Regions from separate parts of the Homo sapiens genome. Here region 1 is linked to region 2. Evidence: read pairs that join two places in POLR2A ChIA-PET (ENCODE). Cell type or tissue: endothelial cell of umbilical vein. All regions are shown on one strand. Each heading gives the region's core, and the rest is flanking DNA. Links, peaks and the distances in the headings are about the cores only. Region 1 has its middle 75 kb from the start of LRRC70. Region 2 overlaps IPO11 (importin 11).

Evidence for each region. Peaks named below come from ENCODE experiments on the same cell type or tissue, not always from the same donor. Only the 100,000 strongest peaks of a DNase experiment are listed, where the experiment ranks them.
Region 1: POLR2A ChIA-PET joins it to region 2 with 5 read pairs; 2 of 35 experiments call an interaction of 5 or more read pairs at or near these places.

What each region holds. Positions count from the first base shown.
Region 1 is chr5:62,648,133-62,659,504 of GRCh38, forward strand. No RefSeq gene overlaps it. Among named protein-coding and RNA genes, the nearest start is that of LRRC70, 75 kb to the left of the region's middle. In endothelial cell of umbilical vein, for the core only: no CTCF peak of the experiment used is centred there; a DNase peak (open chromatin) is centred at 5,619.
Region 2 is chr5:62,432,319-62,443,690 of GRCh38, forward strand. It overlaps IPO11 (importin 11), which reads left to right. Exons shown (of 30, transcript NM_016338.5): 2 at 4,956-5,099; 3 at 10,665-10,765. The coding sequence starts at 4,962. It also overlaps the pseudogene RNU6-661P. Among named protein-coding and RNA genes, the nearest start is that of IPO11, 25 kb to the left of the region's middle. In endothelial cell of umbilical vein, for the core only: no CTCF peak of the experiment used is centred there; no DNase peak of the experiment used is centred there.

The DNA.
Region 1 (11,372 bases), core at 1,519-9,518, 220 kb after region 2:
AAGGCATGAGGAAATCTAGAATGATTGGAGCTGGGCACCAACACCACCTCATAAGTGTGTGGGGCTTTACACTTTATGGAGCACTTATGGTTGGGGAATCAAGTGGAAGAGAAAGCCTATTTCTTGTGGCAGTACTTGAGACAGAGTATGGAGAGTTCTTCCTTCATGACCAGCCCTCAGCCAAGACGAAAAACCCCAGATCATGAGGTGAGGCACAGTGCACCCTGGCCGGGAGGGGATGGAACCATGGAGCAGACCAGGGAGGCTGTCCCAGCTGTGGCCTGGCTGGCCCACCGGCCCCCTTCCTGCCACAGCCCCTTCAGGCTTCCTGCAGAGAGCAGAGGTCAGGTGCTGGGAGGGGAACTTGACCTGTTCCCTACCCCCTCCGGCCCTCTCCAAGGTCAGGGTCTGAAGAGAAGTCTCCTGTGAGGCTCAGATGATTCTGGAAGCAAGGCTGGCAGCTGCCTCTCAGCTGAGATTGTGTGAAGCAAGAGCAGAACCAGCCGGTCATGGGATGTGAACTCTCACCTTCCCCAAGAGGCTGTTGCTGCACACTGATGGGCAAGGGTGAGGCTTTCTAGAGATTAGGGTCAGATCAGAGGAGGTGGGCAGTAACATGGAGTTTAACCAGAGGGAGCATTTAAACTGGACAGTCAAACCTGACAAATGTACCCAAATTTGAATATTTACCCAAGAGGGACTACAGTTTCAAATAAAACCAATTTTTAAAAATGCCACTGTGGCTTGAATTTACTGGATTGGGACAAATTTCATTTCCCGACTGAGTGGGAATAGAGACTCCCCTATTAAAGGAAACAGCATACAGTCAGAAAAATAAGCTTCCTGTCTGTGCATAGATGATTTGAGAGTGCTGGTTTATATGGTCCACACATGCATGAACACATTTATCTTGACAAAGCCTAGTGAGGAAGGGCTGGAAAGGGGAATGAATGAGTGGCAGCTTCCCGCTTGAAATTTCACATAGAGGGTTTCTGCTTGGCATTCCTCCTATAGAGCTCACATTTTCACCAGGGGAGACAATCACTTAAAAATGTAGACACACACACACACACACACACACACACACACTGTTGCTAGGAAGAAAATCTGAGCTGTGTATAGGGACTGAGAAGGTGATGCCGGGGATGCTGTTTGAGAAGGGTGGTCTTAGAAAGCGCTCTCTTAAGGTGATATTTAAGCAGAGACCTGAGTGGAAATGGAGCTAAATACTGGTTGAGATGGGTGATGGGAGTGGGGCGGGTTGTTTGTGTTATGAACTGAATGTTTGTATCTCCCCATAATTCATATGTTGAAGCTGTAACGCCCAATATGATGAATTTACAGGTGGGGCCTTTGGGAGGCAATTAGGTTCAGGGTTCAGATGAGGTCATGAGGGTGGGCCCCCTATGGTGGGATTCGTGTCTTTATAAGAAAAGGAAGGGGACAGAGCAGAGCTCGCCCCCTCTCTCCCCTCAGCTGTGAGGACACAGTGAGACGGCAGGCAGGCAGCCATCTGCAGGCCAGGAAGAGGGCACTTATCAGGAACTGAATCTGCTGATGCCTGGGTCTTAGACTTCACAGGCTTCAGAACTGTGAGAAATACATGTGTATTGTTGAAGCCACCCAGTGTAGGTATTTTGATGTAGCAGCCTGTGCTGCCTAATGTAGTTTGTTTTTGTCTGGTTTTATCTGTTTTGTAGTCTGGCCATGGAGTGACCGTCTACTCTTACCCATTTTAGAACTTCTGGAGTTAACCCTCAAGGGGGTGTCCCTGCAGAGTTGAGATGACATCACTGGCTTCAGGAAGGTGCACAGGAGCAGTCACATGAATCAGAGAGGTCATCATGGTAGGAAAGGAAAGGAGTCTGTGATATTCTCACTCCCTTAGTTCACATATAGGCAAGCCTAGGGTGACCAACTAATTTATGCTCCAAACCAAACTTAGGAAATTTTTAATATCTGCACCAGGGAAACATACATAAACCAAGACTTTTGTCATAAACCAGGAATTTGTCAGAGCACATCAGAACATAGGTTATCCTAGTTTAGTTTCCAGTTTGGGTGAGAGATTGCGCTAATCCAGTCCTAGTTCCAGATTTTCTTGTGGTGCCCTGGGGCACAGTTAGCATTGCCTCAGGCTTCCTTCGGCAGCTGGATGGTGACAAGGCCTAGATTTGGGTTTAGGGGAAGGGAGGGTCCTTCTTAGACCTCATACCTAAGTGACAAGTAATAGTAATTTTAAAAGTATCCTGCCGTGGTCACGTGTAAGTATACTTCTGTGAGCAGATTTACAGTTCGGGATGGAAGTGGTTTGGGCAGATTTCTGACATTCCTGCATCCTCATCTCTCACTTCATCCTAACACCAGTAAGGGCAGTTGGAATGCAGCAGCTCAGAATCAAAGCTCTGGCACCAAAGTGCTTGGGTTTTAAATATGGCTCTGTCACCTTCTAGCTGCATGACATTGGGCAATTACTTAACCTTCCTGTGCTCCATTGTCTAAATGTATATAACAACGCCTTGATAGGGGTACATAAAGATTAAATGAGTTAACACATGTAAAGCACTCAGAATAGTGCCTGATGTATATTAAAGTGCTCCATCAATGTTGGCTATTATAATATTATCATTATATTTATTTATTTAGAGACAGGGTCTCACTCTGTCACCCAGGCTGGAGTACAGTGGGATGATCTCAGCTTACTGTAGCCTTGACCTCCTGGGTTCAAGTGATCCTCCCACCTCCAACTCCTGAGGGGACTATGGGTGCATGCCACCATGCCTGGCTAATTTTTGTATTTTTTTGTAGAGAAGGGGGTTTCACTATGTTGCCCAGGCTGGTCTCAAACTTACTATGTTTTAATAGCTGCTTCCCTAAGAGATTATTATCCCACTTAACGGATATGGAAACTGGGTTCAAATGTGGGTTGTTGCATCCAGAGAAAATGGAAAAGCTTTGAACCAGGCCTAGGAATAAGGGCAAGGTTGATGATGAAAAGAAGGGGATGGAGAAGTCTAGGCAGGGAGGAGCCACTGTGTGGAATCAGAGGGACACTCAGTGTGGTCACGGGATTGCAGTAGGACCAACTCTACTGGCAAAGACAGTTTCAGCTGGGGAAAGTGGGCAAGAAGAGCTGGCCATGGAGAAGATTATGAGATAGAAACCGTACATAGGGTCTCCTACAGCTGGCTTCTCCTCCTGGCTACCTGAGGTGTCTCTGCTTCCAGGAGAAGTTGGGTATTTTCCCAGCAAGTCTTGGCTAAGAGCTGATTGGGTGTTTGGGAGGCAGCACCATCTTGCCCTCTGATGAGTCCTGGCCTTTGTGTTAAGGTGTGCTGGGCAAGTGCAGTGAAGTAGAGTGTCTCTCCCAGGGCATGGGTCACCCAGCTCTCTGGCAGAGATAGTTTATTTAAGTTTCAGCTTCCATTTCTCTGTTAGTTGTGACTCTTTCAGTTGTGAGGTTGGAATCCAATTTATACTGGCTTAAGAAAAGCAGGAATTGATTGGCTCACTTAATTGATATAGTTGGGCTATATTGGCTTCAGGTGCAGTCTGATCCAAGTGCTCAAACAGTGTGGCAGGACCCAGTTTCTCCATTTCTTGGCTGTGTCTTCTATGGTGTTGGCTTCCTGGGCAGCTCCAGGTATGTGTCATCTGACTTATGGAAGTTCCAGCAAAAAAAGCAAATGGCTTATCACCTGCTGCCCCAACAAAAGTCTTACTACATCTCATTGGTCCTTATTAGGCCACAGACCTGACTCTGGACCAATCACTGTGGCCAAAAGACTGTGGGCCTGGGTCATATGCCTGCCTCCGGAATTAGCAATAGCATCATAAGCAGGTGAGCAGAGGGGAGCGCACTGCCAGGAGAAGAACACCTGGCTGCTGTATGGCAGATACAACAATAATAAATAAAGCAGCCCCTTTGCAGTGAACCAAAAGAGAAGTAAAAATGAGATCTGTGTGTCTAGAATATAGGCCAAGTAACTTAGTTATCCTGGAGAACAACGTCTCAGCAGTTTTCTTCTTACTTGATCTAGGATTCCTCCGGCTTTGCCATGTGGGCCCTGTGCACACAACTGTTGGCTTATTTTTTTCTTTTTCTTTCTTTTTTTTTTTTTTGGAGACAGGGTCTCATTTTATCATCCAGACTGGAGTGCAGTGGTACAATCTCATCTCACTGTTTGCTTACTTTTAAGCCTGCCTATTTGCGGCCATCAATATTCCAGCTCCATTTTTCTAAATGAAAGTATATGACCTTTGCTCCTCTTTGTTTTTCATTCAACATTGACTTCACCAGTGTCTCCCTCCCATTCTGCCGCTGCCTGATATGAAAGCTGCGTTCCAGGGACTCAGCACTGTCATCTTATCCAAACTTGATCCTTATTTCAGGACACAACTTAGGACGTTCCTCCCCTCTCCCTCCCGGACCTGAAAGAGTTACTTGGTAGATCAACTTCTGTGATCCCTGGCTGAGCTCTGTGATGAATGGGACCCATGTCCTTTAATGCTTAAATCCTCTTATATAAGTATTTTGGCATTTCTGAGTAGGATGAAAGCTGGTAAAATGTAGGTTTAGTAAATTAATTCTGTGATTAAGGTTGTAGAACTGTAAGTTGGGGCTAGTCAATGCAGGGCTTTCAGTGCCAGGCCAGGGTGTCTGCACTTGTGTCTTGCTGATGGTGGCAGCCATTGAATATTTTGAGTAGAAGAGGGACACCCTTCTCCCATGGCACCTTTCTTTGAGCATATAGCAATTGTTAAGCCCTATACACCTGTCCTTTCCATATATGATCTTATTTCATAGCCACAATAATCCTGTGAAAGAAGAATCCTCTTTTTTCTTTTTTTTTTTTTTCTCTCTCTCTCTCTTCCCACCCCCCAGCACCAGAAACAGGGTCTCACTATGTCTACCAGGCTGGAGTGCAGTGGCACCAACAAAGGTCTTATTGCATATCCTTGATGCTTATTGGGCCACAGACCTGACTCTGGACCAACCACTGTGGCCAAAAGACTGTGGGCCTGGGTCACATGCCTGTGACCGTTTATAGCTCACTGCAGTCTCAAACTCCTGGGCTGAAGCGATCTTCCTGCCTTGGCCTCCTGGGTAACTGGAATGACAGGCATGCACCACCACACCCAGCTAATTTTTTTTTTTAGTTGTAGAGATGAAGTTCTCACTATGCTGCCCAGGATGATCTCAGCCTCCTGGACTCAAGTGAGCCTCCTGGCTTGGCCTCCCAAAGTGCTGAAATTACAGGTGTGAGCCACTGCACCCGGCTAAGAAGCCCCTTTTAAATGGCAGCTACTCACCTGAAATCACACCTCATTCTTGGCAGGAATCCCTAAGAACATAGAGGACATACAGAAAACCAATCATCCGACCTAACCCCAAGTGCCATGGGACAGTGGCAGCCACTGCATTGCCATTTCACTCTACAGGATATTAAGCCCTGAGGGAGGGGTTCATCCCTCTCGATCTGTTTGGCAGAGTGGCTGAGGAAGACATGAGGTTAAAATAACAGTGAAAAGGAAATGATGCAATTCCCCCTCCAATCAGTTGTTTCCCTCTTTGCTTTTTGCTTTCCCAGAGTGGGAACATCTGAGCCCCTGCATTTCTGTGCTTCCTCCTGGCTGTCAGGTCAATCATCTTGTCGCTGCTTTTTTTGTTTCATGTCCTTTGTATCCGGTCTTCACATGCTCACCTCCCTTCCTCTCCATGACCCTTTTCCCCATGGAATGGCTTCTTGGACTTGTTTGACTACACCCGCTTCCCCATTTGCTTCATGAACGTCGCATCACTTCACTTCTTTGTCTTCCAGTCCTTACTTAGTGCACTTGCTTAGCTGTCTCCCGTGTTAAAGTTCTGATGCCCTTGTCTGTTTACACTGGTCTGTTTTCCAGTGCAGTCTCACTTCTCTGCTGCTTCTCTGGCATAGTCCAATTTTCACTTCCATCAAGGGCAGCCAGCTGTGTACCTGAGCTTCAGACTTGATTTTTGTTCTTTTTTGTCTTTTTCTTTTTTCTTTTTTTTTTTTTTTTGAGACAAAGTCTGGCTCTGTTGCTCAGGCTGGAGTGCAGTGGCACGACCTCAGGTCACTGCAACCTCTGCCTCCAGGTTCAAGCAATTCTCCTGCCTCAGCGTCCAGAGTAGCAGGGATTATAGGCACCTGCCACCACGCCTAGCTACTTTTTTGTCTTTTTAGTAGAGATGCGGTTTCACCATGTTGGCCAGGCTGGTCTCAAACTCCTGACCTCAAGTTATCCACCCACCTCGGCCTCCCAAAGTGCTGGGATGACAGGCGTGAGCCACTGCACCTGGGCTTGCTTTTTCTTCTTAATATGGTTTCTCCTTTGTGACTTCCTGTGTTCAGAATCCAGCCTCATCACACATTAGCTATGTGGTTCTGGCAAAGTTACTGTCTCTCTCTATTCCTCGGTGTCCTCCTCTGTAAAATGGAGATGGTGCTAGTATTTCTCTTGCAGGATTCTCATGAAGATTAAATGAGATATTTAATATATGGAAAGTGTTAAGGACATTTCCTGGCACATAGTAGTTAGCCAGTACACGTTCTTACTATTGTGTTGTTGGTAGTATTATATGGTTCTGCCATTTTGATTCACAAGAATTCCTCAAAAGCAGCAAACACAGAGGCAGCTTCATGGTGGAGGGACAGAGGGCAGGTTTGAGGGTGGCTAGGTGGAAGGACCACGTGTGTGTCCCCTGCCAGTTTAGTTTTCCCTGACTCATCCCTTTTAAAGACTTGGGAGGAAAGTTGCCTGTCCTTCAAGGACAAGGGGAAGACATTGTTCTTGGTTACCAGATATGTGATAAAATGAAGAATAAAGTCATTTGGGTAAACATTGACTTGGTAGAAATTTCTTTTAAAGCATAATGAAATGAAAACAAGCAATGCTCAGTAGGATCAGCACTCCATCTGTTTTGTTCCCTTCTGATGCTGCATCAAGATTCCTAAATGTAGTTTGGATTTTGAGAACATCTGGAATCAGCCAAGCACATTTCTGAAGGATTGACATTATCATCTGTATTTCTTGCTGCTTAGTTAGGCCTGCTGACTGTGCATTGACCTCCAAAGATGAGGCCCACCAGTGTGTTCATTCAGACAGTGTCCACAGCTCAGGGTAACTTAAGGATCCCTGTGGGGACTGTGTGTGTGTGTGTGTGTGTATGTGTGTGTGTGTGTGTGTGTGTGTGTGTGTGTCTGCATGCATGCACAATTTACCTTTGTTTCTGATTATAAAGGTAATAATGTTCATTACTGAGAGACTGGAAAAAGAAAAGAAAAAGGTAAAGAAGCATTCATAGTCAACAAACATTCATAATCCAATCACCAAGAAATAGCCACCCTTAATATTGTGATGCATATGTGAAGGATTTTACACATATACACACATATATATATTACTCCATGTTTTTTTTAAAGCCTAACTATGACGATATTGAAAATACTTTTAGAGGAAGTTGGGGGGTGGAGCCAAGATGGCCGAATAGGAACAGCTCCAGTCTACATCTCCCAGCATGGGCGATGCAGAAGATGGGTGATTTCTGCATTTCCGGCTGAGGTACCGGGTTCATCTTACTAGGGAGTGTCGGAAAGTGGGTGCAGGACAGTGGGTGCAGTGCACAGAGCGTGAGCCAAAGCAGGGCGAGGCATCGCCTCACCCGGGAAGCACAAGGGGTCAGGGAATTCCCTTTCCTAGTCAAAGAAAGGGGTGACAGACAGCACCTGGAAAATGGGGTTACTCCCACCCTAATACTGCGCTTTTCCAACGGTCTTAGCAAACGACACACCAGAAGATTATATCCCGCGCCTGGCTCAGAGGGTCCTACACGCGCAGAGCCTCGCTCATTGCTAGCACAGCAGTCTGAGATCAAACTGCAAGGTGGCAGTGAGGCTGGGGGAGGGGCGCGTGCCATTGCCGAGGCTGGAGTAGGTAAACAAAGCAGCCAGGAAGCTCGAACTGGATGGAGCCCACTGCAGCTCAAGGAGGCTCCCCTGCCTCTATAGACTCCACCTCTGGGGGACAGGGCATAGCCAAACAAAAGGCAGCAGAATCCTCTGCAGACTTAAATGTCCCTGTCTGACAGCTTTGAAGACAGTAGTGGTTCTCCCAGCATGCAGCTGGAGATCTGAGAACAGACAGACTGGCTCCTCAAGTGGGTCCCTGACCCCCGAGTAGCCTAACTGGGAGGCATCCCCCAATAGGGGCAGACTGACACCTCACACGGCCGGGTACTCCTCTGAGACAAAACTTCCAGAGGAACAATCAGGCAGCAACATTTGCTGTTCACCAATATCCGCTGTTCTGCAGCCTCCGCTGCTGATACCCAGGCAAACAAGGTCTGGAGTGGACCTCCAGCAAACTCCAACAGACCTGCAGCTGAGGGTCCTGACTGTTAGAAGGAAAACTAACAAACGGAAAGGACATCCACACCAAAACCCCATCTGTACATCACCATCATCAAAGACCAAAGGTAGATAAAACCACAAAGATGGGGAAAAAACAGAGCAGAAAAACTGGAAACTCTAAAAATCAGAGTGCCTCTCCTCCTCCAAAGGAACGCAGCTCCTCACCAGCAACGGAACAAAGCTGGACGGAGAATGTCTTTGATGAGTTGAGAGAAGAAAGCTTCAGACAATCAAACTACTCTGAGCTAAAGGAGGAAGTCCGAACCCATGGCAAAGAAGTTAAAAACCTTGAAAAAAAAATTAGACGAATGGCTAACTAGAATAACCAATGCAGAGAAGTCCTTAAAGGACCTGACGGAGCTGAAAACCATGGCATGAGAACTACGTGACAAATGCACAAGCCTCAGTAACCGATGCGAACAACTGGAAGAAAGGGTATCGGTGATGGAAGACGAAATGAGTGAAATGAAGCACGAAGAGAAGTTTAGAGAAAAAAAGAAAAAAAAGAAACAAACAAAGCCTCCAAGAAATATGGGACTATGTGAAAAGACCAAACCTCTGTCTGATTGGTGTACCTGAAAGTGACGGGGAGAATGGAACCAAGTTGGAAAACACTCTGCAGGATATTATCCAGGAGAACTTCCCCAATCTAGCAAGGCAGGCCAACATTCAGATTCAGGAAATACAGAGAACGCCACAAAGATACTCCTCGAGAAGAGCAACTCCAAGACACATAATTGTCAGATTCATCAAAGTTGAAATGAAGGAAAAAATGTTAAGGGCAGCCAGAGAGAAAGGTCGGGTTACCCACAAAGGGAAGCCCATCAGACTAAAAGCTGATCTCTCAGCAGAAACTCTACAAGCCAGAAGAGAGTAGGGACAATATTCAACATTCTTAAAGAAAAGAATTTTCAACCCAGAATTTCATATCCAGCCAAACTAAGCTTCATAAGTGAAGGAGAAATAAAATCCTTTACAGACAATCAAATGCTGAGAGGTTTTGTCACCACCAGGCCTGCCTTACAAGAGCTCCTGAAGGAAGCACTAAACATGGAAAGGAACAACCAGTACCAGCCACTGCAAAAACATTCCAAATTGTAAAGACCATCGAGGGTAGGAAGAAACTGCATCAACTAATGAGCAAAATAACCAGCTAACATAGTAATGATGGGATCAAATTCACAAATAACAATATTAACCTTAAATGTAAATGGGCTAAATGCTCCAATTAAAAGACACAGATTGGCAAATTGGATAAAGAGTCAAGACCCATCAGTGTGCTGTATTCAGGAAACCCATCTCACATGCAGAGACACACATAGGCTCAAAATAAAGGGGTGGAGGAAGATCTAACAAGCAAATGGAAAAACAAAAAAAGGCAGGTGTTGCAATCCTGGTCTCTGATAAAACACACTGTAAACCAACAAAGATCAAAAGAGACAAAGAAGGCCATTATGTAATGGTAAAGGGATCAATTCAACAAGAAGAGCTAACTATCCTAAATATATAGGCACCCAATACAGGAGCACCCAGATTCATAAAGCAAGTCCTTAGAGACCTACAAAGAGACTTAGACTCCCACACAATAATAATGGAAAACTTTAACACCCCATTGTCAACATGAGACACATCAACGAGACAGAAAGTTAACAAGAATATCCAGGAATTGAACTCAGCTCTGCACCAAGTGGACCTAATAGACATCTACAGAACTCTCCACCCCAAATCAACAGAATATACATTCTTTTCAGCACCACACCATGCCTATTCCAAAATTGACCATATAGTTGGAAGTAAAGCACTCCTCAGCAAATGTAAAAGAACAGAAATTATAACAAACTGTCTCTCAGACCACAGTGCAATCAAACTAGAACTCAGGATTAAGAAACTCACTCAAAACCGCTCAACTACATGGAAACTGAACAACCTGCTCCTGAATGACTACTGGGTACATGACAAAATGAAGGCAGAAATAAAGATGTTCTTTGAAACCCACAAGAACAAAGACAGAATGTACCAGAATCTCTGGGACACATTCACAGCAGTGTGTAGAGGGAAATTTATAGCACTAAATGCCCACAAGAGAAAGCAGGAAAGATCTAAAATTGATACCCTAACATCACAATTAAAAGAACTAGAGAAGCAAGAGCAAACACATTCAAAATCTAGCAGAAGGCAAGAAATAACTAAGATCAGAGCAGAACTGAAGGAGATACAGACACAAAAAATCCTTCAAAAAATCAATGAATCCAGGAGCTGGTTTTTTTTTTTTAAAAGATCAACAAAATTGATAGACCGCTAGCAAGACTAATAAAGAAGAAAAGAGAGAAGAATCAAATAGACACAATAAAAAATGATAAAGGGGATATCACCAGCAATCCCACAGAAATACAAACTACCATCAGGGAATACTATAAACACCTCTACACAAATAAACTAGAAAATCTAGAAGAAATGGATAAATTCCTCTACACATACACTCTCCCAAGACTAAACCAGGAAGAAGTTGAATCTCTGAATAGACCAATAACAGGCTCCGAAATTGAGGCAACAACTAATAGCTTACCAACCAAAAAAAGTCCAGGACCAGATGGATTCACAGCCGAATTCTACCAGAGGTACAGGGAGGAGCTGGTACCATTCCTTCTGTAACTATTCCAATCAATAGAAAAAGAGGGAATCCTCCCTAACTCATTTGATGAGGCCAGCATCATCCTGTTACCAAAGCCTGGCAGAGACACAACAAAAAAAGAGAATTTTAGACCAATACCCCTGATGAACATCAATGCAAAAATCCTCAACAAAATACTGGCAAACCGAATCCAGCAGCACATCAAAAAGCTTATCCACCATGATCAAGTGGGCTTCATCCCTGGGGTACAAGGCTGGTTCAACGTATGCAAATCAGTAAACATAATCCAGCATATAAACAGAATCAAT
Region 2 (11,372 bases), core at 2,298-10,297:
AGAAGAGAGCCCTAGACCTCTAGCTGTGTTTGCCTGGTACAGAATTTCTGCAGCATATAGCTGGGGTGTATGAGAAATACTGGCTGGCTGGCTACCCATTCTGGGGAGAAACCGTAGCCCTTGGCTGGGAGTTAGGGTGAGAGAGAGCCCTGTGTTCTTGGCTGTTATGTCCCTGGAGTAGAGCTTCCTCACATTGTGGGGTAGGGCTGGGTTTGTGGCTCAAAAGCCACAGATTCTTACTGTTCCTTCCAAGATTTAGTAATATTTGTCACATAGATGTTTCTGTATTTGCTGTATGCGGTTAAGACATTTTCCAGAGACTTTGAGCTTTTTATAATTTTCACCAGTTAGGGTTGTATCCCTGAGGAGAGGGTCTGTGGAGCTACTTATGTCATCATTCCAGAAATATTCTTTCTCTTCTAATTCTTTTAAACTGGAAGTTAGGCCCAGTCTTGATTAGATTAATGTTGACCGTTTTTGATGTTTCAGAGGCGAGGCTGTGGGCTGCGTATTTCATCATATCAGGAGGCACTTAAGGTCAAGTTGTGTTGTTGTTGTTGATAACTGAATTTACTCTGTTGGTTAAGCTGGCGACTGACGATGGATTTCTTTATTTTAAAGATTTGTTTCTTCATTACAATTAGCAAGTAATCTGTGGAGTGATACTTGGACACATTGGGAACATTCTGTTCCCCAACAACTGTTCTTTCATTTAATGGTTTTAGCATGGGTTATTTACCCATGCCTGAATAAATTATTTCACTGTGGGAACCTTTTTATTTTGGAACACTCTTCTTCGGTTTTTACTCTAATTTTGGCACCTTTTTGTTTTTTGTTTTTTTTTTAAAGTCAATCTACTTAAAGTGTTGGCATTTAGTAGACTTGCTGGGGTTATTGTATGTGTGAAATGCCCTAAAACTAATGACAAACACAGATAATACAAATATTCTGAAGAACATTGTTATGTATGGCTGAAACTGAAGTCACTGCAGGTCTGATAAATCTGTTAGTAGCAGGTAAAGATGCTGAGTTTTCTTTTGTTTACTTGTTTCTTTTAAGGAGAATTTTTGTTTCCAACTGTAGGCACGTTCGTATATTGGTTCTGTGTGGGAGATATACTCTGGGCGCCAACTGGTATGGTAGAAACGTACTTTTCACAATTTGTTTTAACAATAAGAGTAGCTTCCTCTGCCTCTCACCCCAGTAGCCCACAGATTTTGGGTAGACAACAGAGACTCTTCTGATTCTTATCCTAACAACTACTGCAGTGTCTGGCACAAAATAGGTGCCCCAAAAATGTATGAACTGAGCTCTTCCCCGCCAGACTGGATGGGCTTCTTAGGAGCAAGGATCAAAGCAAGGGGAGGACCTGGATGGGGCAGATACTGGAAGGAGGCAGGGATGGGAAACTCTAGCAGATTCCACTAGAACAGGAAAAATGGTGAGGGTAAGGATTGCTTTGCTGTGTGCATTTATGTTCTCTGCACAATCTTTGCTCTAGGGGAAAATTGCTTTGAGGGTTGGCAGTAGTCAGTGATTTTTTTAGGAATAGCCCAAAGCAAGGCTGTGACTTTTATCTTTATTTCTTTGGTGGAGGGGGTGGGATGAGGATGAGTTCTGGTAGAGCTTTTTTCCTTTCATATGTTGATAGCAATATATTTATGTTCTTCCTATCCTGCGTCTATTTTTATACCTATATGAAAAGCCTAGACACCTTATTTTGCCCCATTTGTTCCTGCCCTTTTCTCCAACTTCATTTTCCGCCACTTTCCCCTTTTCTCACTAAGTGTCAGTCATGTTGGCCTTCTTCAGTTTGTTTCTAATCGCAAGGCCTTTTTTCTAGTTGTTTTCCCCGTCTGAAGCTCTGCCTTCTGATCCTTGCATGGGTTTCTCTTGTCATTCACGTCTCTCATAAATGTCACTTCTCAGAAGCCTTCACTGAATACCCAGTCTAAAGTGACACACTCAGTTGCAGTCAGTCTTTTTTTTTGTTTGTTTGTTTTGAGACAGGGTTTCTCTGTTGCCCAGGCTGGAGTGCAGTGGCGTGATCACAGCTCACTGTATCCTGGACCTCCCTGGGCTCAGGTGATCCTCCCACCTTAGCCTCCTTAGTAGCTGGGACTACAAGTGCACACCACACCTGGGTAATTTTTGTATTTTCTGTAGAGACGGGATTTTGCTCTGTTGCCCAGGTGGGTCTTGAAGTCCTGGGCTCAGGCGATCTGTCTGCCTCAGCCTCCCAAAGTGCTGGGATTAACAGGTGTGAGCCACCACACCTGGCCATGAGATGTGCTTTAAGTGTAAAATATACACAGGATTTTGAAGATTTAGTATTAAAAGTAAAATATCTCAGTATATTTAAAAAATATTGGTTACATGTTGCAATGATAACATTTTGGATGTATTGAGTCAAATACACTATTAGGCCTGGTGCAGTGGCTTACACCTGTAATGCCAGAACTTCAGGAGGCCGAGGCAGGCGGATCATTTGAGGTCAGGAGTTTGAGACCATCCTGGCCAATATGGTGAAACCCAGTCTCTACTAAAAATACAAAAATTAGCTGGGCGTGGTGGCTCGCGCCTGTAGTCGCAGCTACTTGGGAGGCTAAGGCAGGAGAATCACTTGAACCCGGGAGGCAGAGGTTGCCATGAGCTGAGATTGCACCACTGCACTGTAGCCTAGGCAACAGAGTGAGACGCTGTCTCAAAAAAAAAATATATATGTATATGTGTATATATATATGTATATATATGTATATATATGTGTATATATGTATATATGTATATATATGTATATATGTATATATGTATATATATGTATATATGTATATATGTATATATATGTATATATATGTATATATGTATATATATGTATATATATGTATATATATGTGTATATATATATATATCAGAGCAGCTGTAGTAAAATATATATATTAGGATTAATTTTTACATACTTCTTTTTACTACTTAACGTGGCTGCTAGAAAATGTAAAATTAGGCCAGATGCCATGGCTCATGCCTGTAATCCCAGCACTTGGGGAGGGATTGCTTGAGCCTAGAAGTTTGAGACCAGCCTGGGCAACAAAGCGAGACCTTGTCTCTACAAAAAATAAAAAATAAAAAAAAATTAGCTGGGCCCGGTGGTGCATGTCTGTGTTCCCAGCTACTTAGGAGGCTGAGGTGGAAAGATCACTTGAGATCGCGGCTGCCGTGAGCAGTGATCACGTCACTGTGTTACAGCCTGGGTGACAGAAATTTAAAATCTTAATCTGGGCTGCGCATGGTGGCTCGCGCCTGTAATCCCAGCACTTTGGGTGGCCAAGGACCTGGCAGGCAGAGGTTGCAGTGAGCCGAGATCGTGCCACTGCACTCCAGCCTGGGCAACAGAGCAAGACTCTGTCTCAAAAAAAAAAAAATCTCAATCTGGCCGGGCATGGTGGCTCATGCCTGTAATCCCAGCACTTTGGGAGGCTGAGGCAGGCGGATCACCTGGGGTCAGGAGTTTGAGACCAGCCTGGCCAACGTGGTGAAACCCCGTCTCTACTAAAAATACAAAAATTAGCTGGGCTTGGTGGTGTGCGCCTGTAATCCCAAATACTGGGGAGGCTGAGGCAGGAGAATCGCTTGAACCCGGGAGGTGGAGTGAGTTGAGATTGTGCTGTTGCACTCGAGCCTGGGTGACAGAGTGAGACTCTGTCTCAAAAAATAAATCAAAATCAAATCAAATCTTAATCCAACTCTATCAGTAACTTGGTATTTTTCAGATTCTAGTTATTAGGCCCTTTTTAAGATGGTACAATGAAATTTTTGTGTTTTTGATTAGCCCTGCTTTACTTACATAGGTTTTGAAATGGTTGATTTTCCCTAAAAGGTAATCTAGGTCAGATTTCTTGTTGAATCAACATTTGGAATCTTGCCATTTCACTGCAATTTAATTGTAATTATTTTAACAAAGGAATTCATTTGCTTTGGCTATATTCTTTATAGGCTAATAACTTTCAGACTTTTACTGTCTGGAACATTCTTCGGTCACAGAGATAGCCACTGTCACTAAGCTGTATCAATACAGTACAACGCTATTCCCTGTCACCCCTGCACTGAGAACTTCGACTTATTTTCTGTCAATATTTTTAGCTTTCAATTTTAATCCTTATATTTTGTACGTGTATATTGTGAATAACTATACATACTTGCTAAGTATAGAATTGTATATACAATTTTGGGGGTGATTAGAAACAGAATCCCGGAGAATTCAACAAAATCAAGAAATTGTGTGTTTGTTGAATGGCTTCAGCTACATGGTATAGGATTAGATGACCCAGCCCTTAAGATCCTTTCTGACTTAGGTTTTAGATTTTTGTTTAATAGGTCAGTTTGGCTTTTTTCCCCATAGCATTTCATTTTGTATGTTTCTTAAAATGATTTGGAGATGCACCATTGGTGGCACGTAAGATGATGTTGGAGAGTACTTTACTAACAAGTCAAAGCAATTCTTTTGCAGTTTTCTTTTCTTCCTTCTGATTTTGTCAAGGATAAAGTTAGGTGTTACTTACTGTATGGTTTAATACTTTTATAACACTTATTAATCTCCTTTTTAAAACGAAGACAGAAGACATTATGCTTAGTCTTGGGCACGTAATGGTACTTACTCAGAATTTAGAAACTTTGAAGTTTGTGTGTGTATCTCCCCTCCCTCAATTTATTATCTTCTATTTATGGAACAATGAAAGAGAGTTTCCTTTAGGAATAAATTGATTTAAGCAAAAATAATTTGATTATGAATTTTAAGGATGAGTATGGGGTATACTTAGAAAAGATAGAAAGGCAGAACATGAAGGATTAGATGAATGGGAGTAATTCAGAACATGAAAGCTTTTTGTCTCCATTTATTTTACTGTTAATTTTTTATTACTTGTAATACATATTCAAGTATGTTAACTTATCATTGCCAGGTTTCCATGGATCTCAATAGTGCCAGCACTGTTGTTCTTCAGGTGTTAACACAGGCCACCAGTCAGGATACTGCTGTGTTAAAACCAGCTGAGGAGCAGTTGAAGCAGTGGGAGACACAGCCAGGTTTCTATTCAGTGTTGCTGGTAAGTTGTTCTAAAATTGTTTGCTTTTCTTTTTAATAAAATGAGACAACATTAATTTGTTTTAAAACCCTAGTTTTATTGGTAGTTTAGTGAAATAGATTCAGATGTTTGGCTGCTGATGCCTTTGCCATTATCTTATTACTTTATGACTTCTTAAGGGTGTTAAATAAATATTTATTGATAAATATAAAAATAAGCTAGGTATATGTAGCATCTGCTCAGAAGGCAAAACTGTGATGATTTTCAGTTTTAGTACGTTAAAAGTGTCTACTATCAGGACTCTAGGTAGCACTCTTTCATATTTTGTCTTTATCCCTACCCCAGGTAATTTATGTTGTCATAGTTGTTCAGGTCTCCACATTGCAGCATCAATGTCAGGTGTACCGTGTATTTCACTTTAAAATGTTTTCTTTTCTCATCTAAAAATTTCATTCTCTTGACACAGCTGATGTTTTCTTGGATATAATGGGAAATGGTATAATTAATTAACAATATGTGCTTTAAATTAACCTTTATTGGAGTTCAAAGTTTTTGACTAATTAATCAAAATTATTTTCTCAATGCCAGAATGAAAGAAGTCTTTTTGTGTTGAACACTTTCCTTATACTTTTCTTCTGAGAAATTGAGAACTCTGATTAGTGTTTGAGGTTTAGCTTCTGGTCAGGGCAACAAAGCTCCCCGTTGGGTTAAAAACTGACTCAGTATTTGTGACCAGGTCATAGAATCAGAGCAAAATTGTTTATTATATCTTGCAAAATAAAATAAATGATAGCAGTTGTCATATATATTTTAACTTGTTGGCTAAAAAAGTTTGAGTTGTTTGTTAAATTGAAGAAGATATTGTTCATGACAGTAAGGGAAATTGTTTAAAGTCAGACTTGTTATCCTGAATATAACAAAAAAGATGGCTGTTTGGCTCAGTAACAGAATCGTAAAAAAAAAAAGATTGATTTTAAAAGATACTAAAGAAAACATCTTATTCTTTATGTAATCTTAGCATCATGTTTGTAAATTTTAGGCATAGTATAAATCTTTAGAAAATCTCTTGAGTAGGGCCGGGTGCAGTGGCTCACTCCTGTAATCCCAGCACTTTGGGAGGCCAAGGCGGGTGGATCACCTGAGGTCAGGAGTTTGAGACCAGCCTGACTGACATGCTGAAACCCCATCTCTACTGAAAATACAAAATTAGCCAGGTGTGGTGGCGCACGCCTGTAGTCGCAGCTATTCATGAGGCTGAGGCAGGAGAATCGCTTGAACTCAGGAGGCGGAGGTTGCAGTGAGCTGAGATCGTGCCATTGTACTCCAGTCTGGGCAACAAGAACGAAACTCCATCTCAAAAAAAAAAGGGGGGGAGCAGCGGGGCCAGGTGTGGTGGCTTATGCCTGTCATCCCAGCACTTTGGGAGGCCAAGGCGGGCGAATCACGTGACCAGGAGATTGAGACCATCCTGACTAACACGGTGAAATCCCGTCTCTACTAAAAATACAAAAAATTAGCCAGGCATGGTGGCGGGCGCCTGTAGTCCCAGCTACTTGGGAGGCTGAAGCAGGAGAATGGTGTGAACCCAGGAAGCAGAGCTTGCAGTGAGTGGAGATTGCACCACTGCATTCCAACCTGGGCGACAGAGTAAGACTCCATCTCAAAAAAAAAAAAAAAAAAATCTCTTGAGTATCTTTACTCTCCTTACGCTTATTTAAATGAATATGCTCTATAATTAGTCTTGTGCTTTTTCTGGCCAAAATATAAAACACTTTCAGAATTTCTTATTTTAATTACTGCTGGACCTTAAAAACCAATAGGCATTGCTTAACTGTTGTCTTTTTATGTATTAATAACTATACCTTATTAATAATACTAACTGCGTAGGTTTTTTTTTTTTTTTTTTTTTTTGAGACGTCTCGCTCTGTCGCACAGGCTGGAGTGCAGTGGGGTGATCTAGGCTCACTGCAAGCTCCGCCTCCCAGGTTCATGCCATTCTCGTGCCTCAGCCTCCTGAGTAGCTGGGACTACAGGTGCCCGCCACCACGCCTGGCTAATTTTTTTGTATTTTTAGTAGAGATGGGGTTTCACCGTGTTAGCCAGGATGGTCTCAATCTCTTGGCCTTGTGATCCGCCCGCCTTGGCCTCCCAAAGTGCTGGGATTACAGGCGTGAGCGACTGCGCCTGGCCCAGTCTTTTTTTTTTTTTTAAGTAGAGACAGGGTCTTGCTTTGTTGGCTGGTGTCAAACTCCTGGGCTCAAATGATCCTCCCACCTTGGCCTCCAAATGTCTTTATTTTTATTACCTGTAATTTTCTTCTTAGAGGGATATAACATTTCTTTTAGATGGAACAGATTATATTTACAGTAGATTAAAAAGCTGCTGTGTTTTAGTCTTCCTTTTTCCCCTATACTCGCTATCTAGGTACATTTGATCTTACCTAGCTGTCCATTCTAGTCAGGAGACTCCTGTATTTGTATACATGATCTCAGGCTTATGTTCTAGTCCTGTTTTTCAGAGTACTTATAGGACATTTCTACTTGGATTGACATCTGCAGCTTGACTTTTCTTATTTTTGTAAGTGTATTTGAGATAGACTGAGTGAGATCCACCAACTTCCACAATATTCCCACATTACTTCCATTCGTTCACTCATTTGCTCAATAGAAAGTTAGGAAGTTTCTGCTTTGCCAGGCACTGTGCTAGATTCTAGGCGTAAGACAAGACTCAATGTAGTATAGAAGGTGGACATGTAAAGTGTGAAGATCAAATGTGATTAATGTGGTAAAAGAAGTGCATGTTTTGTAATGGAGACCCAAAAGAGGGACTTGCACCCAGTTGCCAGTGGTTCGAAGGAATAAATGTGAGTTACACAACTATATTTGTAATCTTTTTTCTTTTTTTTTGTATTTAGACATGATTTTCTAAAATTGGCTGTATAGTGTACGTCCCCTTTTTTTTTTTTTTTTTTTATCTGAGGTGGAGTCTCGCTGTGTTGCCCAGGCTGGAGTGCAGTGGTGTGATCTCAGCTCACTGCAACTTCTGCCTCCTGGGTTCAAGCGATTCTCCTGCCTCCGCCTCCTGAGTAGCTGGGATTACAGGCGCCCCCCCACCATGCCTAGCTAATTTTTTGTATTTTTAGTAGAGACAGGGTTTCACCATGTTGGCCAGGCTGGTCTCTAACTCCTGACCTCAAATAATCTGCCCACCTCGGCCTCCCAAAGTGCTGGGATTACAGGCGTGAGCCACTGCGCCCAGCCTGCATTCCTTTTTAAAAAATACTTGGCTGATCACAGTGGCTCACCCCTGTAATCCTAGCACTTTGGGAGGCCAGGGCAGGTGGATCACCTGAGGTCAGGCGTTCAAGACCCACCTGGCCAACATGGTGAAAGCCCGTCTTTGCTAAAAACACAAAAATTAGCCGGGAGTGGTGGTGCATGCCTGTAATCCCAGCTATTCGGGAGGTTGAGGAAGGAGAATCGCTTGAACCCGGGAGGTGGAGGTTGCAGTGAGCCAAGATCGCGCCACTGCACTCCAGTCAGTGCAACGGGAGTGAGACTCCATCTCAAAAAAAAAAACTTACAAATGTTTTTCTATAGCAAAGGACATACTTCCACATCATTTTTGGCTTTGGGGTTTTCCTATACAAGGTTTAAGAGGTCACCTTTGGGAATTTGAGTTGTTTTTGGTCTGAGACATAGTATAATTATAGTCATTATTATTATTTGGATTAACATAATGCATACTTTTTTTGAGTAATGGTTAATGTTGAGTTGAGATTATTCACATCACATGTAGCTTTATCTCTCTTGTTTTTTGAGACAGAGTTTCACTCTTGTTGCCCAGGATGGAGTGCAATGGTGCGATCTCAGCTCACAACATCCTCTCCCCTCCCGGGTTCAAGTGATTCTCCTGCCTCAGCCTCCCAAGTAGCTGGGATTACAGGCATGCGCAACCATGCCTGGCTAATTTTGTATTTTTATAGAAACGGGATTTCTCCATGTTGGTCAGGCTGGTCTTGAACCTTTGACCTCAGGTGATTTGTCCCCCTCGGCCTCCCAAAGTGCTGGGATTACAGGCATGAGCCACTGTGCCTGGCCTTTTTTTTTTTTTTTTTTTTTTTTTTTTTTTTTTATGGGACAGAGTTTTGCTCTTGTTGCCCAGGCTGGAGTGCAGTGGTGCGATCTCTGCTCACTGCAACCTCCGCCTCCTGGGTTCAAGCAATTCTCCTGCCTCAGCCTACTAGCAGCTGGGATTATAGATGTGCACCACCACACCCAGCTAATTTTTTGTATTTTTAGTAGAGATGGGGTTTCATCATGTTGGCCAGGCTGGTCTCGAACTCCTGACCTCATGGTGGTCCACCTGCCTCGGCCTCCCAGAGTGCAGGGATTACAGGCATGAACCACCATGCCCGGCCGCTTTATATCTCTTAAAAATGTTCTGCTATCAAACTTTTTTTTTTTTTGAGACAGAGTCTCACTCTGTCACCAGGTTGGAGCACAGTGGCGCGATCTCGGCTTACTGCAACCTCCACCTTCCTGGTTGAAGCTATTCTCCTGCCTCAGCCTCCCGAGTAGCTGGTATTACAGGCATGCGCCACCATGCCCAGCTAATTTTTGTATTTTTAGTAGAGATGGGGTTTCACCATGTTGGCCAGGATAGTCTCGATCTCCTGACCTCGTGATTCGCCTGCCTCGACCTCCCAAAGTGCTGGGATTACAGGCGTGAGCTACCGCGCCCAGCTTTATCAAACTTATTTACAAGGATAATTGTTTTGATAAGGAGGGTACTATGAAATAGTTTTATTTCATAGCATGTATTAACCCCGGGGCCTTGACTCCTTAGAATCTTTGAATCTATGCTGTAGTGGGCCTACTTTTTCTAATTTGGAAGTTATATATTTTATTGAATATGTATGGGCTTATGGTATTCATTTGAAAAATAATTAGGTTTGCTTGTTTCTGAATTTAATTTTTTTACTAGGGGAATTTTCAAACACACCTTAAAGCAGAATAGTACAATGACTCTACATGTGTGTTACTCAGCTTTGAACAGTTAACATACAACTGAGCAGGTGTACTTCTTATATGAATTGTAGAACTATATATACTTCATAAATATCGATATGATATATGTAGTGATAGAATATAAACAAATTTAATTAAAAGATCTGTCCAGGCTGGGTGTGGTGGCTCATGCCTGTAATCCCAGCACTTTGGGAGGCCAAGGCGAATGGATCACCTGAGGTCAAGAGGTCGAGACCAGCCTGGCCAGCATGGTGAAACCCTGTCTCTACAAAAAAAAAATACAAAAAATTAGCTGGGCTTGGTGGCAGGCACCTGTAACCCCAGCTACTTGGGAGGCTGAGGCAGGAGAATCTCTTGAACCTGGGAGGCGGAGGTTGCAGTGAGCCGAAATCGTGTCATTGCACTCCAGCCTGGGCGACGAGAGTGAAACTGTCTCAAAAACAAAACAAAACAAAACAAAACAAAACAAAGATCTGTCCATACTTTATTGTGGGTACATTAATTATACTTTTTACTTATTCCATGCTAATTCTAATATTATGTTTTTTATTTATAGAATATTTTCACCAACCACACTTTGGATATAAATGTAAGGTGGCTTGCTGTACTGTATTTTAAACATGGAATTGATCGCTACTGGAGACGTGTAGCACCTCAGTAAGTTCCATCACTTCCCCTATTCCTTGAGTATAATCCTTCCCAAATTCAGGAAGGTGTAAGAATACTTGTTTATGTAAAAGGATGTGTTAGCGCTTACTTCTGCAGCACATATACTAAAATTGGAGCAATACAGAGACGATTAGCATGGTCTCTGTGCAAGGATGATGTGGAGATTTGTGAAGTGTTTGATATTTAAAAAAAATGCAAAAAAAGTGTTTACTACTGAATAAGTGTTCTATTTAGGTAATGACAAATCAACAGCTATATTATTGTTTTCTTCATGGTTTTCCATTTGAGTGTGTGTGTGTGTGTGTGTGTGTGTGTGTGTGTGTGTGCGTGTGTGCGTGTGCGTGTGATGTTGGCCCTCTGCTTGCAAGGATCATGCTGAGTCAGTCATGTTGAACAAAAGCCCTCTGTTTTAGTCGTACCCACTTAAAAGGCTGAGGCAGGAGGATTGCTTGAGCACAGGAGTTTGAGATCATCCTGGGCGACATGGAGAGACCCCATCTCAAGAAAAAAGAAAGAGAAATATAAGGTTAGGATTTGGAAGAAAAAAAAAGCCATTCAGAAGGAAATCCCAGGTCAACTCTGAACCAGCTAGGTG